Linked DNA regions of Homo sapiens: region 2 is linked to region 1. Evidence: chromatin loops called from intact Hi-C (ENCODE). Cell type or tissue: A673. All regions are shown on one strand. Links, peaks and the distances in the headings refer to the core of each region. The heading gives the core; the rest is flanking DNA. Region 1 has its middle 160 kb from the start of TPBG. Region 2 has its middle 13 kb from the start of IBTK.

The links. Hi-C counts contacts between places; a loop is a spot of excess contacts. Peaks named below come from ENCODE experiments on the same cell type or tissue, not always from the same donor. Only the 100,000 strongest peaks of a DNase experiment are listed, where the experiment ranks them.
Region 2: it touches region 1 in a loop (4-fold over the local background); 2 of 110 quality-filtered maps call a loop at or near these places.

Annotation. Positions count from the first base shown.
Region 1 is chr6:82,521,295-82,531,042 of GRCh38, forward strand. No RefSeq gene overlaps it. Among named protein-coding and RNA genes, the nearest start is that of TPBG, 160 kb to the left of the region's middle. In A673, for the core only: no CTCF peak of the experiment used is centred there; DNase peaks (open chromatin) are centred at 4,717 and 5,027; H3K27me3 peaks cover 1,299 bases.
Region 2 is chr6:82,255,432-82,265,179 of GRCh38, forward strand. It overlaps the pseudogene LOC100132659. Among named protein-coding and RNA genes, the nearest start is that of IBTK, 13 kb to the left of the region's middle. RefSeq lists a silencer at 9,481-9,748. In A673, for the core only: a CTCF peak has its summit at 2,107; DNase peaks (open chromatin) are centred at 5,100 and 5,690; H3K27ac peaks cover 1,106 bases.

The sequences.
Region 1 (9,748 bases), core at 599-8,598:
TTAAACAGATCCTATGGGAAATGATCTTACGAGAAAAGATATTTTATTTTCTCTGAAGACACTAAAACCACTTATTGTTGGGTAGGAATCCAATGTGTACCTTAGGATAGAATTGTTCTTTGTCCTTCAATGTCTTTGTCTGTTCCCAGTGATAATGTCCCTGTAAAACACTATAGCTAATCTAATATTGCGTGGTTTCTTAAGCCTTGGATCCTTTATGACCAGCTGCCATGTAAGATGATTCAGTATCTACCTACCAAGTAATTTCAGGAGAACTGCAGATGATGCAATGACTTGCAGACATGCACAGTTTAAGTCAACTGCCTCTCAGGAATAAATCAAACTCTGATAACTGACCTGGCAGTTTTTCATCTTGAATTTCCATTTTATTCACCAGCAGTATCCTTTTGGGAAAGCTTCAAATGCTTTTGAAATGAAAGCAAACTAAATTGCTTCTTTTGCAAAAGATAATACCTGACTTTATTGGTTCGAAAAGAAATTGGTTGGATTAATTTCCAAATTATTTGTCTTGGTCTTTGTTTTTTATTGCCTAAGTTTATCCCTTAAGAAGTAAACATCCTTCAACAGTCACAAAATGAGCTTTAAAAAAGACAAAAAAAAACTGAAAAACAAAACAACAACCAAAAAAAAACAGCAAACAAAACACAAAATGAGATAGACTCATTTAGATAAAATCATCTTTCACCCTACCCTCCAGTGTATGAAGCACTCAAATAATCTCTATGGTTACTCGCTTTTCATGACTCCTGTTATTATGAGTTATGCTATCACACATAAACCTGTCTTTCCCCTCACCAGCCTCTGTACTCCTTACTCAGGGAAGAGAGGGGCAATATCTGCCCTACAGAAGATTCTCAATACCATATTTCGTTAATTCTATGATACATATATGACTTCATACTTTAATAACTCTTAAATAAAAATGCTTCTTTCAATAAATAGCATGTCATACCTTAAATGGCAGCATTTTTTCTTAGTGGCATAAAAAATAATCATGTATTTTATAGTTGATAGTTTCTTATATCCAACAAAATATGGTGCTGAATTGTACCTAATGAGTGATTCATCCAGATTTGGGGTAAACTGTTAATGCATTTTAGTTAAAAATAAAAAGTAAGCAATCAAATGATAAAAATTTAGAACATGCAGTAAGAAAGAAATTTGCTAAAAGCTAAGAAATCAGAGTTATAAACAATACATGTTTATTGAGCATTTACTGTTTACCCATCAGTATTCTTGATGCTAAGGATATAGCAGTGAACAAAACAATCCTTGTGGACTTACATCATAGTAGGGAAAATAGACAATAAATAAATGTATGATAAGTCAGTTGATAATAAGTGCTACGAAGTAAAACAAAGCAGGAATAAAGTTGGGGAGAAAAGTGGAGGGTGATTGCTATTTCAGTTGAGATCATTGGGATGGTCTTTTCTGAGGAGGGGACATTTGCATAGAGAAGCAAGGATGTGAGTTATGTGTCTGCTGTGTGTAGAACATTCTGGGAAAGGGCAGAGAAGGGAACAAGACTATTCCAGAAAAAGAGGACACATGCTGGGAGTGTTTGAGAACAGAATGAAGGCTAGTATGCTGCAGCCAGTGGGTATGTGTGGGAGTTCTAGGAGATGAGGCCAAAGAGCCCCTATCATACAGGACCCTAGAGGTCACTGTAAGGATTTGACTTTTATCTTGAATGACGTGGGAGGCTACTAAGAGTTTTGAACAGAGGGTCGGGCGCGGTGGCTCACACCTGTAATCCCAGCACTTCGGGAGACCGAGGCGGGCATATCAGCTGAGGTCGGGAGTTTGAGACCAGCCTGACGAACATAGAGAAACCCCGACTCTACTAAAAATACAAAATTAGCCAGGGGTGGTGGCACGTGCCTGTAATCCCAGCTACTTGGGAGGCTGAGGCAGGAGAATCCCTTGAACCCGGTAGGTGGAGCTTGCGGTGAGCCAAGATCGTGCCATCGCACTCCAGCCTGGGTAACAAGAGCAAAAGTCTGTCTCAAAAAAAAAAAAAATGTTTAGAACAGAGGAGTGATAGAGCCTGACTTGTGTTGTGGGGAGAGGGTGGGGGGGAGTGTAGGAGAGGGGTTGATAAGAATGGGAACATAAAGATCAGTAAGTAGGCCACTACAGTAATCCAGGTGAGAGGTGGTAGTAGTGGGAATAGGGTGGTAGTGTTACAGAAGTGCTGGAAAGGGAAGAGTTTGGTCCCTTTAAATGATAGGGAAGCAGGGAAGGGAAGTGCTGGGTAGAGACAAGGGTGGTCCCTGGCTAGGGCTCCACCCCAACAGACCTAGGTGAGGACAGGCATTTCCTGGAGATTTCCCAAGATCACCCTGGCCTGCCATGCCCTCATCTTGTGCCTATAAAAACCCCCAAGACCCTGGCAGCCACACATATAGGCGGCTGGACATTGAGAGGAGCACATCAGCAGAGGAACACAGGTGGTTAGACATAGAGAGGAATGCACCAATAGGCACCGGCATGCTGGCAGGCCAGTGACCAGCAGAAGCAGAACAACCTGGAGTTTGGCTGGGGCAGTCGGAGGAGAGCCCAGGCCACCGAATGGCCCAACTCCAGGGGAAAACCTTCCCACTCCCTCCCCTTCTGACTTCCCCTGAGCTACATCCACTCAATAAAACCTTGCACTCATTCTCCAAACCCAGGTATGATCCGATTCTCCCAGTACACCAAAGCAAGAACCGGGGATACAGAAAGCCCTCTGTCCTTTCAACAAGGTAGAGCAAGGTAGAGGCTTAATTGAGCTGGTTAACACAAGCCACCTATAGACGGCAAAACTGAAAGAGCAGCCTGTAACACAGGCCCACTGGGGCTTCAGGTGCTGTAAATATTCACCCCTAGACACTGCCGTGGGGTCGGAGCCCATAGCCTGCCCGTCTGTAAGCTCCCCTGGAGGTTTGAGCAGCGGGGCACTGAAGAAGCGAGCCACACCCCCATCGCATGCCCTGTGAGGGGGACAAGGGAACCTTTCCTGTTTCAGTAGCGTGGAAGTGCTGGTATTCTGGATAAACTTCAAAGGTAGACCTGTCAAGATTAACTGGTAAACTGAATGTGCAGTATAGAAGAAATAGATCAAGGAAGATGGCAAGGTTTTTACCTGAGCAACTTGTAAGTGGAGTTGTCATTTACTATAATGGGAAAGATTGTGAGAAGAATAGTTTGGAGAAGAGAAAACCAAGTTAATTTTGAATATATTAAACTAAGGATGTCTATTAGTAGTGAAGAGAAGATTCTGAGAAATGAACCTATACTTCAGGAAAGAGGTAAAAAATGGAAATATAAATTGGGAGTTATTAACATATATGTCGAATTTTAGGAGATATGAAATATTCTAAGCTCTAGAGCAAGGGTACAGAGAGAGAAGGGGAAGGAAGACAGAACTCTGGGGCAATCCAACCTAAATAATCAGGGGGATGAGGAGGAACCAGCAAAGGAAATGGAGAGGAGCCGTCAGGGAGGTGGGATGGGAACCAAAACAAAGTATCATCCAAGATGTCAACCAGAAGAAGTGTTTCGGATCAAGGGAGTAACAACTTGGCCAAATTTTGCTGATGTAGGCTGAGATGTGACCATTTTATTTGGAAGCAAGGAGGTCATTGATGACCCTTACAAGAGATGATTCAGTGGAGTATAAGCACAAAAATCTAGTTCTAAAGGGTTAAAGCAAGAATAGAAGGAGAAATGAAAATGAAAACAAAAAACAGTGTTAGTATTATAAACAACTCTTTTCTTTTTTTTTAGACAGAGTCTCACTCTGCCACCCAGGCTGGAGTGCAGTGGTGCATCTTGGCTTACTGCAACCTCCGCCTCCTGAGTTCAAGCGATTCTCCAGCCTCAGCCTCCCCAGTAGCTGGGACTACAGGTGCACACCATCAAGTCCGGGTAATTTTTGTATTATTAGTAGAGATGGGGGTTTCACAATATTGGCCAGGCTGGTCTCGAACTCCTGACCTCAGGTGATCCGCCTGCCTCGGCCTCCCAAAGTGCTGGGGTTACAGGCGTGAGCCACTGCACCCGGCCATAAACAACTCTTTCTAAAGAGATACAGATATGCTATATGTATACAGGTATAGGATCCAGGAGAGGTTTTGCTGTTTTTTTTTTTTAAGATAAGATATATAGCATGTTTGTACTCATTTAAGATGAGTCCCCTTTCTTGGATCCCTTCTCTCTAGCCTCTCTAAATTAATTACTTAATACAATTGGGAGAGAAGTATGCAATTGAGATCCAAATTTAGCATTCTTTCTAAGTTAAAATTTGAAAGTAATATTATTTACACTTTTACTAATGATTGTCTCAAAGGGACCTATAGAATCAGTTTTTAAAAATATTCTGACCTGCTTTGTTTGGGAGAAAATGGTATTTTCACATACTTTTAATTGCAAATAGAATACAAAAGAGTGTCTTGTAGCACCAAAATTTATTCATTTCAATATTAAATCACATTAACAATAGAAAAATAAGGTCTTATTCTGAAAAGAAATAATCCCATCACTATGCTTCTCTTTTTCAATATCAGAGCTGACAGATAAGCAAGTCTCATTAGAAACAGATAAGAGTTTCCTGACATCTGTTATAGTAGATGGCTGACAGTAACTCTAAACACATTGACTCTATTTATTGGAGAAGAGCTGGACTGAATTAAAGAAGATTCTAGCTCAGTGGCTCACTGCCCTGGCTGCACATTTGATTTACGCATGCCCGTGACCCACCCCCAGAGATGCTGATTTATTTGACCTGCATTGGGAAGCAGGCATGGGCATGTTTCAAAACATTCCCAGGTAATTTTAATGTGCAGCTGAAGTTTTTTGTGAAGTTCACTTCACTTTAATGTGATGTGAAGAACTACTGCCTAGCATTTAAGCTTTTCTTAAGGTAAAGAACTCAGCTATAATGAAAAGGCTTGAAATTTGATCTAATCTCAAAAACAGAACACAGGAAATAGCCACTTCCACTTGAAGTGGTCTCATACCATGGAATTCTCATCTACCATGAAGAGTACACTCCCATAATTTTGCTTGTGTGACAGGCAGCTCCATGCGCTGCCACTGAAGATGGGAGGGTAGCGACAGGCCATCTGGGCAAGCCCAGGTCCTTTCTCTTCTCCCTTGTGTGACAGTTACTGAAGGTCCCAGAGCCATCAGAACCAAATTGGTTTTTAAGTTGTGATTCCTTTATATACTTGTATAGATACAAGTCCTAATCAGACATAGACTTGTAAATAGCTTCTTTCATTGTGTGGGTTGTCTTTTTCACTTTCTTGATTGTTATCCTCTGAAGCATAAAAATTTTTAATTTTAATGACATCCAATTTATCTATTTTTTTATTTTGTTGTTTGTGCTTTTGGTCATAGCTAAGACTCCATTACCAAATCTGAGGTCACAAAGATTTATCCAAATGTTTTCTTTTAAGAGATTTATAGTTTGGCTCTTATATTTAGGTTTTTTATTCATTTTGAGTTACTTTTTTTAGTGGCTTATTATTTTATTTTTATTTTCTTATTTTATTTCATTTTCCCTTCTCTATTAAGATTTAAGATATAATTGACCAAAAAACCCCACTAAATGTGATGTTTTGATATATATATATAAATTGTGAAATGATTAAATCAATGTAATTAAAATATTGCTTCACATATTCATTTTTTGTGGTGAGAACATTTAAGATCTATTCTCTTAGCAATTTCCAAGTATATAATACATTATTATTACTATAGTCATCATGCTGTACAATAGATAACTAGAACTTATTCATCTTGTCTAACTTAATCTTTGTACTCTTTCACCAACATCTCCACCTCTCCATTTCTCTCCCACCAGCCCCTTTGCCAACTCCATTTTACTCTCTGCTTTTAAAAGTTTGTCATTTGTAGATCCTGCAGATAAATGAGGTGATACATTATTTGTCATTTTGAGTTAACTTGTGTATATCATGTGATGTAGGCCGAACTTCATTCTTTTTTATATGGCTACACACATGTCCCAGCACTACTTGCTGAAGACTATTTTTTTGCCACTGAATGGCCTTGGCACTCTTGTTGAAAATCAATTGGCTATAGATACATGGGTTTATTTCTGGACTCTCAATTCCATTCCACTGGTCTATACGTCTATCCTTATTCCAGTACCACACCATCTTCATTACTCTAGCAATGTAATAAGTTTTGAAATAAGGAAGTGTGAATCTTTCAGCTTTATTCCTTTTCAAGATTGTTTTGCTTATTTTGGGTGTCTTGAGTTTCCATATAAATTTTAAGATCAGCTTGTCTATTTATACAAATAAGTCAGGTGGGTTTCTGACAGGAATTCTGTTGAACCTGTAGATAAACTTGGAAGTATTGCCTTTTAACAATATTAAGTCTTCCAATCCATGAACATGAAATGTCTTCCTATTTATTTAGATCTGATTGGTTTCTCTCTCTCTCTGTGTGTGTGTGTGTGTGTATGTGTGTATGACAGGGTCTCACTCTGTCACCCAGGCTGGAGCAGTGCAGTGGTGCAATCTTAGCTCACTGCAACCCTGCCTCCAGGGCTAAAGTGATCTTCCCACCTTAGCCTCCCAAGTAGCGTGGACCACAGGTGTGTGCCACCATACCCAGATAATTTATATATATATATATATAAATAAATTTTTTTTTAATAGAAATGGGGTTTCACCATGCTGCCCAGGCTGGTCTCAGACTGCTAGACTCAAGCCATCCGCCCACCTCAGCCTCCCAAAGTGCTAGGATTATAGGCATAAGCCACCACCGGTTGATTAGTTTCTTTCAACAATGTTTTTCATTCAATTATAACAAAAAACTAACGGGGTTTTGGAACTTGAACACTAGATTCTAAACAGCTCTTCTTCATGGAAAAGCAAAAACCCACAAATACCCAACACTGCTCCCCCAAAAAGAGTAAAATGAGAAGATTTGGCTTACCAAATACTTATTATTCATCAGTGTCAATTAAGACTAGATAAGTAGACCAATTAAACAGAATAGAAAGCCCAATAGGTGGATTGGGCATGATGTATGATATACTGGAGTCAGCTTCTACCAGCTCCTGAGATGATTGTTATAATCATTAAAAGATTGAGATTGACATTTGGTTCCCTGAGGCCTGTATGCAGATTCAATTCAAAGCTAATGATTTTCCTCTTAACTGAATTTTTAGTTTTTATCACTCAAAACTTTGAGAAGGTAGAAGATTTGCCTCATATTTACACTATATTATATAATACATAATTAATGAATCAAATGAATGAGTATATTAACTGCCTCTCAACTTACAGGACTTGGAAATAATTTTTGCCTTCTCGAATTTTATTTGCTTAAATTTGGGATTCAAAATGTTTCACACACAAAACATTTGCTTTAAAATAGATGGATTAAAAAGTGTAAGATTGGCTGGGTGCAGTGGCTCATACCTGTAATCTCAAACTCGGGAGGCGGAGGCAAAAGGATGGCTTGGGCTCAGGAGTTTAAGGTTGCAGTGAGCTAGGATTGCACCACTGCACTCCAGCCTAGGTAACAAGGGTGAGACTTTGTCTCTTTTTTTTTTTAAAAAAAGATATAAGACTGGATAACTATGAAATAAAGTAATTTGATTTTCTGCTTAAATATTCTCTTCAATCTGCCATAGCCTACTGAGCATGATGACGTTAGGGGAAGATACACCTTTAACTGCCTCAGCCTCCGGGTAGGGGGAGAGGAACAGGAGGTGTCACGGTTTCCATATTTCTACCCCAACTGGGGCAAGGGATCTGCTTTTAGTGCAAGTTTCAACTACAAAAATGCTCTTTTAGCCAAAGGATGTTTCAAAACCTTCTATCCTTCCAACCCCCAAAGATAGCAAAGAGTACAGATCACAGACGGATGGAAAACACTCAATTCAGAGAGAGGTTACGCCACAGATTCCTGCAAACAGAGAGAAAAGTCCTTTGGGAGCTTAGGGATAGCAGACATTTTTTAAGAGAGAAAGAACTTAGCAATACAATAGAGAGTTTATACTTTAAAAGAAATTTGCACAAGTGCATAAAGTAAAAGTTAGCTTCTGAATATGAAACTGTGTCTCCCAGTATGGCTCCGTAAGAATATGCTGAATATCAACAGGTCTTGTTACAGCTTGAGGGACCATGGAGTTTGGGCCACACCAGGGCAGAGACTATTCCCTAAATTCACCAAGTCTCAGAGAGAAAGAAATATAAATTTTGTGGCAAACACCACTGACATTCATTTGAGTTTCATTGTTAGGTTAAGAATTTAGTGACATATACAGAACTTATGTAATATGAGTGGATTCATCCTTTATAAAGGATTCAATTAATCCTTTATAAATTTCAGAGTAAGCAGAATTTTTTATCATAGATCAGGGATTATTTTTTAGAAAATTTTTTAGAGACAGGGTCCTATGCTGTTGCCTAAGCTGGAATGAAGTGGTGCATAGATCAGGGATTCTTTTTAAAAAAATTATTATTTTTCTTAAGTTCAGGGTACATGTACAGAGAAATAAGAATGCTTTTACACTGTTGGTAAGAATGTAAATTAGTTCAACCATTGTGAAAGACAGTGTGATGATTCCTCAAAGATTTAGAACTGGAAATACCATTTGATCCAGCAATCCCATTACTGGGTATATACCCAAAGGCATATAAATCATTCTATTATAAAGATACATACACACATATGTTCATTGCAGCACTATTCACAATAGCAAAGATGTGGAATCAACCCAAATGCCTATTAATGATAGACTGGATAATGAAAATGTGGTACATATACACCATGGAATACCATGCAGCCATAAAAAAGGAATGAGATCATGTTCTTTGCAGGGACATGGTTAGAGTTGGAAGCCATTATCCTCAGCAAACTAATGCAGGAACAGAAAACCAAAGACATGGAATCAACCCAAATGCTGTCAATGATAAATTGGATAAAGAAAATATGGTACATATACACCATGGAATACTATGCAGCCATAAAAAGGAATGAGATCATGTCCTTTGCAGGGACATGGATAGAGTTAGAAGCCATTATCGTCAGCAAACTAATGCAGGAACAGAAAACTAAACATAGCGTGTTCTCACTTGTAAGTGGGAGGTGAACAATGAGAACACATGGACACAGGGAGGGGAACAACACTTAGAGATTCTTATCTGTAGTCCCATGGATAGACTTGAAGGGTATCTTTGGGTCAAAGCTAAAATTCTATGCAAAATTTCATGTGTATATAGGGGATTCATCGCTTTCTTTAGACCCTTAGAGATGTCTGTGATTCTAAAAAGTAAAGAACCGGTACTTTGGATAAATATCAGAATTGGTCTACCTCATTCATCTAGTCAAGATTCTGGTGTACAGAGCAAGAAAACCCACATATAAAACAGCCTACATATAAAAATATGCATGAACAGGGATGTTTCTGTCTGAGTGGCCTACATATTACACAATTTTTGTGGGGAAGAAGACACAAAACAAAGTATAGTATAGAGAATTTTTTTCAAAATTATTATACTCAAAAAGTGTCCACTGATTTTGAATCTTTTATTTGCAAGCATTTCCATCCACTTCCTATTCAATAACAAAATCACTTGATCTCTAAATTCAGACTTCATCTGTAAATACAGCTCTGAGAAAGGACAGATGAAAAGGAAGAAAGTAGCAGAAACAAGGAACACTTAAGTGGCTTCTAGGTCTACTGCCTTGTTTCATCAGA
Region 2 (9,748 bases), core at 1,064-9,063, 270 kb before region 1:
GAACTTCCAAATACATGAAGTGAAAATCAACTGAGCTAAAAGGAGAAATAGACAATTTCATGATCTCAGCAGGAGATTTTAACACTCTGCTCTCAGCAATAGATAGAACAGTTAAACAAAAAAAAATCAAGAAATTCATAGGTGTTTTGAACAATACTATAAACCACCTTGACTTCTGTGATGGTTAATGTTATGTGTCAACTTGACTAGGCCACAGAGTGTCCAGACATTTGGTCAAATGTTATTCTGTGTGTGTCTGTGCGGGTATTTCTGGGTTCAAGTAACATTTGCATTGGTAGGCTGAGTAAAATAGACTGCCTTCTTTAATGTGAATGAGCCCCATCCAATCAGTAGAAGACCTGAATAGAACAAAAGGGAACTCCTCCTTCTTGATTGCTTTAGAGCTGGGACATCAGGTTTTTTCCTGCTTTCAGGCTTAGACTTAAACATGGGCTTTTCTTGGGTCTTGAGCCTGCTGGCTTTCATTCTGATACTACAACATCAGCTCTTCTACTTCTTGGGCCTTTGGACCAGGACTGGAACTATGCCATTTGCTCTCCTAGATCTCCAGCCTGCTGACTGCAGAGCTCAGACTTATCAGCCTCCACAATTACATGTGCCAATTATTTATAATAAACCTCTCGCTCTCTCTTTCTCTCTCTCTCTCTCCCTCCCTCTCTCTCATCTACACATCCTACTGGTTCTGTTTCTCTGGTGATCTCTGACTGATACAACCTCATTGATGTTTATAAAGCACCACATCCAACAACTCCAGAATACATTTTGTTTTCAAGTGCATGTGGTATGTTCAGCAAGATAGACCATATAGTGGATCTTAAAATGTCTTAATAAATTTTTAAAAATTGCAATCATACAGAGTATGTTCTCTGATCACAATGGAACTACATTAGAGATCAATAAAACTAAGATCTAGGGAAACTTCAAATATGTGTAAATAAACAAGATATTTAAAATAATCCATTGGTCAAAGAAGAAATCACATAGGAAGTTAGATAGTATTTCACACTGAATGAATAAAAATACAACATATCAAAATTTGTATGATGCATCCAAAGCAATGCCTATTCAGAAATATATAGCTTTAAATGCTTATGTTGGTGAAGAAGAGATGTCTAAAAATCAATGACCAAAAGTTCCACATAAATAAGCTAGGGAAAAAAAGAGCAAAGTAAATCCCGAAGTAAGTGGGAGGAAATAAAGATAACAACAGAAATCAATTAACTAAAATATAGGAAAGTAATAGAAAAAATTAGCAAAGCTGAAAATTGTTCTTTGAAAAGATCAGCAAAATTGATAAACTCCTTGCTAGAATTAGTTATTTAAAAAAAAAAAAAAAAAAAAGGCTGAGCGCAGTGGCTCATGCCTGTAATCCCAACAGGGGATTACAAAGAGGCTGAGGTGGGCGGATCACCTGAGGTCAGGAGTTCGAGACTAGCCTGGCCAACATGGTGAAACCCCGTCTCTACTAAAAATACAAAAAAATTACCCGCGCATGGTGGCAGGTGCCTGTAATCTCAGCTACTTGGGAGGCTAAGGCAGAAGAATCACTGCATGTACCTGGGAGGTGGAGGTTGCAGTGAGCCGAGACCTCACCATTGCACTCCAGCCTAGGCAACAAGAGTGAAACTCCATCTAGAAAGAAAGAAAAAGAAAGAAAGAGAGAGAGAGAGAGAAGGAAGGAAGGAAGACAAACATCAAGAATTTCAAGAGTCTGAGATTGTACCCTCCTGTTAAAGCTAACAAGTTAATCTGCCAGAGTTTCACGGAATCTGGCCTGCTAAATGAGATTCCTAAGCCAGAGACTAGCACTTTACCACTCACAGCCAGCAAGCAGCATGAGCTTCACATTTGCATTAGTTCTTTTAGACCCTCAAGTCCTATGAGAAAGACACAGAGTGGCCCAGGTAGGTGTTATAGGTGTTATAAATGTAGTGGGTTGGCATCTCAGTTAAGGAAACCCAGGCTTAGTAACTTAATCCTTTATAGTAGACTGCAAGAAAACCTGACTGACTTTTACCCCTGAGGTAGAAATTATCTTTATTGTACCAGAGAGTTAAAATAAAAAAAAATAAAAAAAAATAAAAACCTGTCCCTGCTCTAGAGGGCTCCACTGTCACTATTTACCAAGTGATTTGCAATACAAACATCTTTAAAAGATAACTCAGAACAAAGGCTGTCAGTGCCTCTACTCACAGGACCTGCAGAAACATGAAGGAACCCACAGGAAATTTGTTCCCAACAAGAGCACCAATTGCCAATATCAGGAATGAAAAAGTAGTTATCACCACAGATACCACAGACATTAGAACAAAAAATAAAATAAAATAAAGTAAGAGAACATTGTGAACAACATTAGGTTAAAAAAAAGTTGCCTTTGAGAAGTTGAGGGTAGGGATTGACTGAAAAGGAGAATGAGGAAACTCTCTGAGGTTGTAGAAATATTCCATATCTTGATGGAGGTGTAGGTTACATAGGGTACATGCATTTATCGTAACTCCACAAATATACAGTTAAAATTTGTGCATTTCGTTGTTGCAAATTTTACCTCAAAAGGAAAAAATGGGCTGGGCGCAGTGGCTCATGCCTGTAATCCCAGCATTTTGAAAGGCCGAGGCGGGCAGATCACGAGGTCAGAAGATGGAGACCATCCTGGCTAACGTGGTGAAACCCTGTCTCTACTAAAAATACAAAAAATTAAAAAAAAAAAAAGAAAAAAATACAGAAAATTAGCCGGGCGTGGTGGCACACACCTGTAGTCGCAGCTACTTGGGAAGCTGAGTCAGGAGAATCACTTGAACCCAGGATGTGGAGGTTGCAGTGAGCCAAGATCATGCCACTGCACTCCAGCCTGGGCGACAGAGTGAGACTCCGTCTCAAAAAAATAAATAAATAAACAATATAAACCTTAGTAATGATTTTTATACTGAAGTGTTTCAGGGTAAAAGTATTTAGGGATAAATGATCAATATCTGCAATTTACTCTGAAATGCATAAAGGGATGAACAAATGGGTAGATATGTGATAAGGCAAATATATTTAAAATGTTAATGGTTTAATCTCGATAAACATATTTGTTCACAATAATATTCTTCTAAGTTTGTTGTATGCTTCAAAATTTCTAAATAAAAAAATGGAAAGAAAAAGAGACTTAAAAAACATGTACAGTCATGCATCACTTAACAATGGAGACACATTCTGAGAGATGTGTTGTTAGACAATTTTGTCATTGTGCCCACATAATAGAGTATCCTTACACAAACCTAGATGGTATAGCCTACTACACACCTAGGCCATGTGGGTTAGCCTATTGTTCCTTGATTACAAACTTGTACAGTATGTTACTGTACTGAATAGTGTCAGCAATTGTAACCCAATGGTACTTATTTGTGTGAGGAAACATAACTAAACATAGAAAAAGTACAGTAAAAATATGGATTATAATCTTTTGGGACCACTGTTGTATTATGTGCTGTCTTTGACCAAAATGTTGTTATACAGCATATGATGGTAAATCAGTTACAATAAATGGACCTTACTTGGATAATGATTTGGACACATAAGCTGTAAAATCAAATAGTATGACATACTAGCAATAATTTGAACACTGGCTTGTTACTTGTTTATTGTTTTTATTTTATTTTATTTTATTTTTTTAGACAGAGTCTTGCTCTGTTGCCCAGGTTGGAGTGCAAGAGTGCCATCACGGCTCACTGCAACCTCTGCCTCCAGGGTTCAAGCAATTATCCTATCTCAGCCTCCCAAGTAGCTGGGATTACAGGCACACACCACCACACCCGGCTAATTTTTTGTATTTTTAGTAGACATGGGTTTTCACCATGTTGGCCAGGGTGGTCTCGAACTCCTGACCTCACGTGATCCACCCACCTTGGCCTCCCAAAGTACTGGGATTACAGTCGTGAGCCACTGCGCCCAGGCTGTTTACTGTTTTTAAGCCTGTGTAAGAGAAGCTGTTGGCCCTGGGCTCCACAGTCTCTCACCCTTACCACTTCAGGGCATGCTACCCTGAATTTAGCAGCCAACAACTGCATTTCTTTGCCTGAAGACTTTGCCTCCTGAAGTCTTGTTGGCCTGCCCCTGTGGCTTTCTGCAAGTGCTGAGGAGGTAATGCTTGCCCAACTCAGATTCAGCCATCTGCGAAAGTCTTACTTAGAACCTTCCTTTTTCTGTCTCACTCCCTCCACTTCCCCACTGATGTTTCCCTCTCTCAGATGACTTGCACTTAAATTTTTGTCTTTGTTTCAGCTTCTGGAGGAACCCAAAGTGTGACATTGGGATAATGGCATTTCAGTTATTTAAAAACAAACAAACAAACAAACAAAAAGACTTTTTAAGTTTGGGAGATATTTACTGAAATATTACAGATAAAATTATATTACTTGGGATTTGTTTCAAAACACAAGTGTTAGTGGGGAGAGTGGATAAAAATATAGATGAAAAAAATGTTGGCAAGGCTTAGTGGCTCACGCCTGTAATCCCAGCACTTTGGGAGGCCAAGGTGGGCAAATCACTTGAGGTCAGGAGTTCGAGACCAGCCTGGCCAACATGGTGCAACTCTGTCTGTACTAAAAATACACAAATCAGCTAGGCATGGTTGTGGACACCTGTAATCCCAGCTGCTCAGGAGGCTGAGGCATGAGAATCGCTTGAACCCAGTGGGTGGAGGTTGCAGTGAACTGAGATTGCACCACTGCACTCCAACCTGGGCAACAGAGCAAGATTCTGTCTCAAAAAAAAAAAAAAGAACTAATTAAAGTGAAAAGACTCACATGACAATATCTGGGGTGGAGGAAAAATCAAGCTATCTCAATGTGAGAGGGGAGGCATTTCTACAAGGCCTCTGAGACCATTTGGCCTATGACATTTACCTCACCTTTTTTAAGACAAGACCTTCTAGTTGTGACTTGAATTTGATATTCAACCACTTAACCTAAGACCCATTACTTGAAGTTTATTGTTGCTGCAAATTAAAATCCACAGGGAGCAGACATGCACTACGGTTTTATTTGCCAATGTAAGTGCAGTGTGACTCACATCCTCCCTTCAGGGGGATCTTAGCTAGATAAAACTTTTCCAGGGCTCAACTTTTCCTGGAATAGCTTTGTCATTAAAGACATAGGCACTGAATCAAAAGCTAATTGAATCAAAACTGCAGACAATTTAATCTGGAATTCTAGACCCATTTAGTGCATAAGTAATTGGCATCGAGTGTCTTTTATGCAAGGATGCCAACTGTTTCTGGGTCCCACAGCAATCATTGCCAGTTTTAAAGACAGTGTTTTAAACTTCTCCAATCTGTTTCCACATCCAGTAACATAAATATTTCAATGTAATGCCAACCCATAAATATTAGCTGATGATCACGATCTAAACTGTATTTCAAAAAATAAGAGGCATCCATTAAAAGGGTTTTAAAATATTTTATTCACACTTTTCATGGAAATCTTTTTCTAAACTTCTAATTGCACTAGAGAAAATACCAGTAAAATCTTCTCATAAGGATGACCATGAAGGACTTCTGTTTATCTTTATTAAATGTAGACCCAACACATCCCCAACTACAAGTGTTCTACTTCCTCATTTCCTATTTAAAGGAAAGGAAAAAAACTCACTTCCTTTTCTTTACCATTCTTTTGAGACCTATCAAACTGGTAAACTGCTCCATACTGCTCTATTAATAGCAGCTAATGGGTAGTGAGGCACCATAATTGCCTTTTAGTGATGATGCCTTAATTCACTAAATTCATTAGTAAATCTAGTACTGGAAATGTTTTCAGGCACTCATAGTTCAAGAGAGAGAGATTTGGGAACAGGCCAGATCTAAAGCAAGCATTGTCTGGAGTTCTTTGATTTGTATTAATGCTGTGGAATATGAGTCTGTGAAAGGAAAATAAATTTTGGGACACCCTCCACCCCCACCCACTCCTCGCCAAATCACTAAGCCAAAGGAAAAAGTCAAGCTGGGAACTGCTTAGGGCAAACCTGCCTCCCATTCTATTCCTAAAAAAGATAGCTACTAAGATAAAAAGCTACATACCTCTCTCACAAGAAATTTCCTTGTAGAGAAAGGACAGAGAGGACTCAGTCATCTCTCTGCTCACTGAGATAAATGCATATCTGATTGCCTCCATTGGAAAGGCTAATCAGAAACTCAAAAGAATGCAACCCTTTGTCTCTTTCCTACCTATGAACTGGAAGCCCCCTCCCCGCTTTGAGTTATTCTGCCTTTCCACACAGAACCAATGTACATCTTACATATTGTAATCTCTGTAAAATGTACAAAACCAAGCTGTGCCCCAACAACCTTGGGCACATGTCATCAGGACCTCCTGAAGCTGTGTCATGGGCCTGTGTTCTTAACTTTGGTAAAATAAGCTTCCTAAATTGACTAAGACCTGTTTCAGATAAAGATCACTCCTCAGATCTTACTTTGCAGGAGGGTGCTATCTCTACCTATAATAAGCAAAGCTGATTAAGACTAGTTGAATGCATATAAGAATTACATTAAATGCAATTACACATATCTATTGAGCATATTATATATGTAGACACTGTTAGCTAATGCAGAGGATTCAAGAAAAGCAATTTAAAATCTAGTATGGAGAATAAGGTAGATACATAAGTATCACTGATAGTAAAGTGAGACACTGTCATAAAAGAGACAATGGGATTGTGGAGCTACAAAAAGAGAGAGATTACAATCAGTTGAAAGGATCAGGGAAAGCTTCTTCTTTTTTTTTTTTTTTTTTTTTTTTGAGACGGAGTTTCCCTCTTGTTGCCCAGGCTGGAGTGCAATGGTGCAACCTCAGCTCACTGGAATGTCTACCTCCTAAGTTCAAGGGATTCTCCTGCCTCAAACTTCCAAGTAGCTGGGATTACAGGTGCCTGCCACCACACCCGGCTAATTGAAAGCTTCTAGTGGAGTTATTTGTGAAAGAACTGAGGGATAAATAGGAGCATCTGAAAGGAATCTACTTTTTCCATGATTGCTAATGTAGAGAAAAACTATAAAAGACTTTGAAATGCATCAAAAAGATTACTGATGACTTCAGTAGAAAATTAGGTGGTTTAGCTGGGATCATTGCACCTTTCATTGTCTTTGAGATATTTTACAACTCTGCAAATTGTAGATAATGGATAGCAGTGCAAACAAGCTCATATTCACAAACATGCAAATTAATTTTGTCAGGTGGAAACACAACTGATTTCTTTATTTCCATTTCTGTAATAAGCAAGTTTTGTATTTATTTACTTTTTTTAATATAAACTCTCAACTAAGTGATTTTATTCCTGTCCATGATTGCAGACACTTACAAAAACATAACATCTGAGTTCACCTTAAGAAATAACTTACAGCTGGGCATGGTGGCCCATGCCTGTAGTCCCAGCTACTTGGGAGGTTGAGGAAAGAGAATCACTTGAACCCAGGAGGTGAAGATTGTAGTGTGCCCAGATTGTCCCACTGCACTTCAGCCTAGGTGACAGAGTGAGACTCTGTCGAAAAAAAAAAAGAAGGAAGGAAGAAAGGAAGGAAGGAAGGAAGGAAGGAAGAAAAAGAAAGAAAGAAAGAGAAAGAAAGAAAGAAAGAGAAAGAAAGAAAGAAAGAAAGAAAGAAAGAGAAGGAAAGAAAGAAAGAAAGAAAGAAAGAAAGAAAGAAAGAAAGAAAGAAAGAAAGAAAGAAAAGAAAAGAAAGAACGGACGAATGAACTTGCATAAAGCAGGGACATAGATAGCACACAATAGTTCAGGGAGGATGCAGAAGCAACTTTTAGTAATTAAAATGTTAATGTGAATAAAGGATGGAATAAATATCCCTACTTATTTCTACCTAAGATGTTATGTGATAATATTTTACAATGTCCTGAGGGTCAATGTATGTTTGTGTATATGTCCATATAACACACACAGATACAGTACATTCTTCTTCCCACACATATACATACAAACATAATTATTTGCAGTTCAGTTTAAGTCAACTTTAATATGCCACTTTGTACCTTTTCTTTTCTTTTGGGGTGGGGGACAGAGTGTCACTCTGTCACCAAGGCTGGAGTGCAGTGGTGTGATCTTGGCTCGTTGCAATCTCCGCCTTCCAGTTCAAGCAATTTTTGTTCCTCAGCCTCCTGACTAGCTGGTAGTAGACACGATCTCACTTTGTTGCCCAGGCTGGTCCTGAACTCCTAGACTCAAGTAATCCTCCCACCTCAGCCACCCAGGTTCAAGCGATTCTCCTGCCTCAGCCTCCTGAGTAGCTGGGATTACAGGCATGTGCCACAATGCCTGGATAATTTTTATATTTTTAGTAGAGACAGGATTTTGCCATGTTGGCCAGGCTGGTCTCAAACTCCTGACCTCAAGTGATTCACCCACTTTGGCCTCCCAAAGTGCTGGGATTACAGGTGTAAGCCACCACGCCCGGACAGATTCCTTTGTTTAAATGTACGCTGTGATAAATAATTTTCCTTTATGATAGTTCTGTGATGGGCTAGTTCACTGTGGTTTACATGAGGGTACTTGGTAATGGATCACACACTCACTGTTATGCGAGAGGAGTAACTCCCTGAAAAGGATTTTAAAAATTTCCCCCAGTTTTGCAATTATCCCTGAGCCCAGTTGATTACTCAGGCTCATTTTATCAGGAGAATTCTTAGAAATACCGTCCATATCTCCTGAGCCTAAAAGCCATTCATGTGATGTGACTCCATTCCTCCTCCTACTCCATCCATGGTACCATCTGACCCAGATTCCACTGGAAAATTAGGTCTGTTAGGTCTACAACATACTGCATTCATTCATATCTCCAGGGTTGATTAAATCTGCTAGACTAGACATGACGGGTGTTCCTGTGGACCTCACCTCCTGGAGGGCCTATGTAATTCCCAGGAGATGTTGAGGAGTATGGTACTGAATTGGCATTTGTTGGGTTTGGCCAAGATCTGCCACCCTCCAGACCCATGTTCATTCTAGGCATTCCAGAGCCACCTAAAGCATTCACTGGGCATCTCATTGCACCTTCATCATTCTGTACTGACAACCAAGGATCAGACTGTGGCCCTCAGGGCACCATTCCTCTTGGAGAAATTGGCCCACCCATACTTAAATGTCCTTGTTGTCAAGTTGGATTCCACTGGGGAGTAATGGCTGACTTCCTAGGATACTTCCAAGTGCCTCTTTAGGTATCTTCAATGGGAACCTTGGACCTCCAGGGTACCAAGGTGATATAAAAAGATAATCATGGAAGTTTTTTGTTACACTTGAGTGTTCACATGTTTCCTTTGGCTCTGGAGCTGCCAAATAGAGATCCCAAAATACACAACACCAGGAATGTAAGAATCCTGGTGGTTCTCCCAATTTTTTCCCCCATCTTATCTCTGATAAAAATGTTCGGGATGATCTCTGAACTCCTACATGGAGCAGATATTCATATATGTAAAGTGCTAACTTCACCAAGGTGTGGCTGTCACATGGGTTAATGCTGCTGTTACTCTTGCCTTTGCTGTACATTCTTTGCTGAGAGTAACTCCCATTGTCATGCACTTGTTACCCCATCACAGCCTCCCTGGAAACAGCCCTGTCCCCATGGCAACCCATGTAGCCACCTTCACTATTGGCTGCCTCACACCAACGGCTTTTGCATTTGTTTATAGATTTGTTTCCTCATTGCTTATTATATATGTGATATTTTTAATTCTCCTATCTATGAATCAGT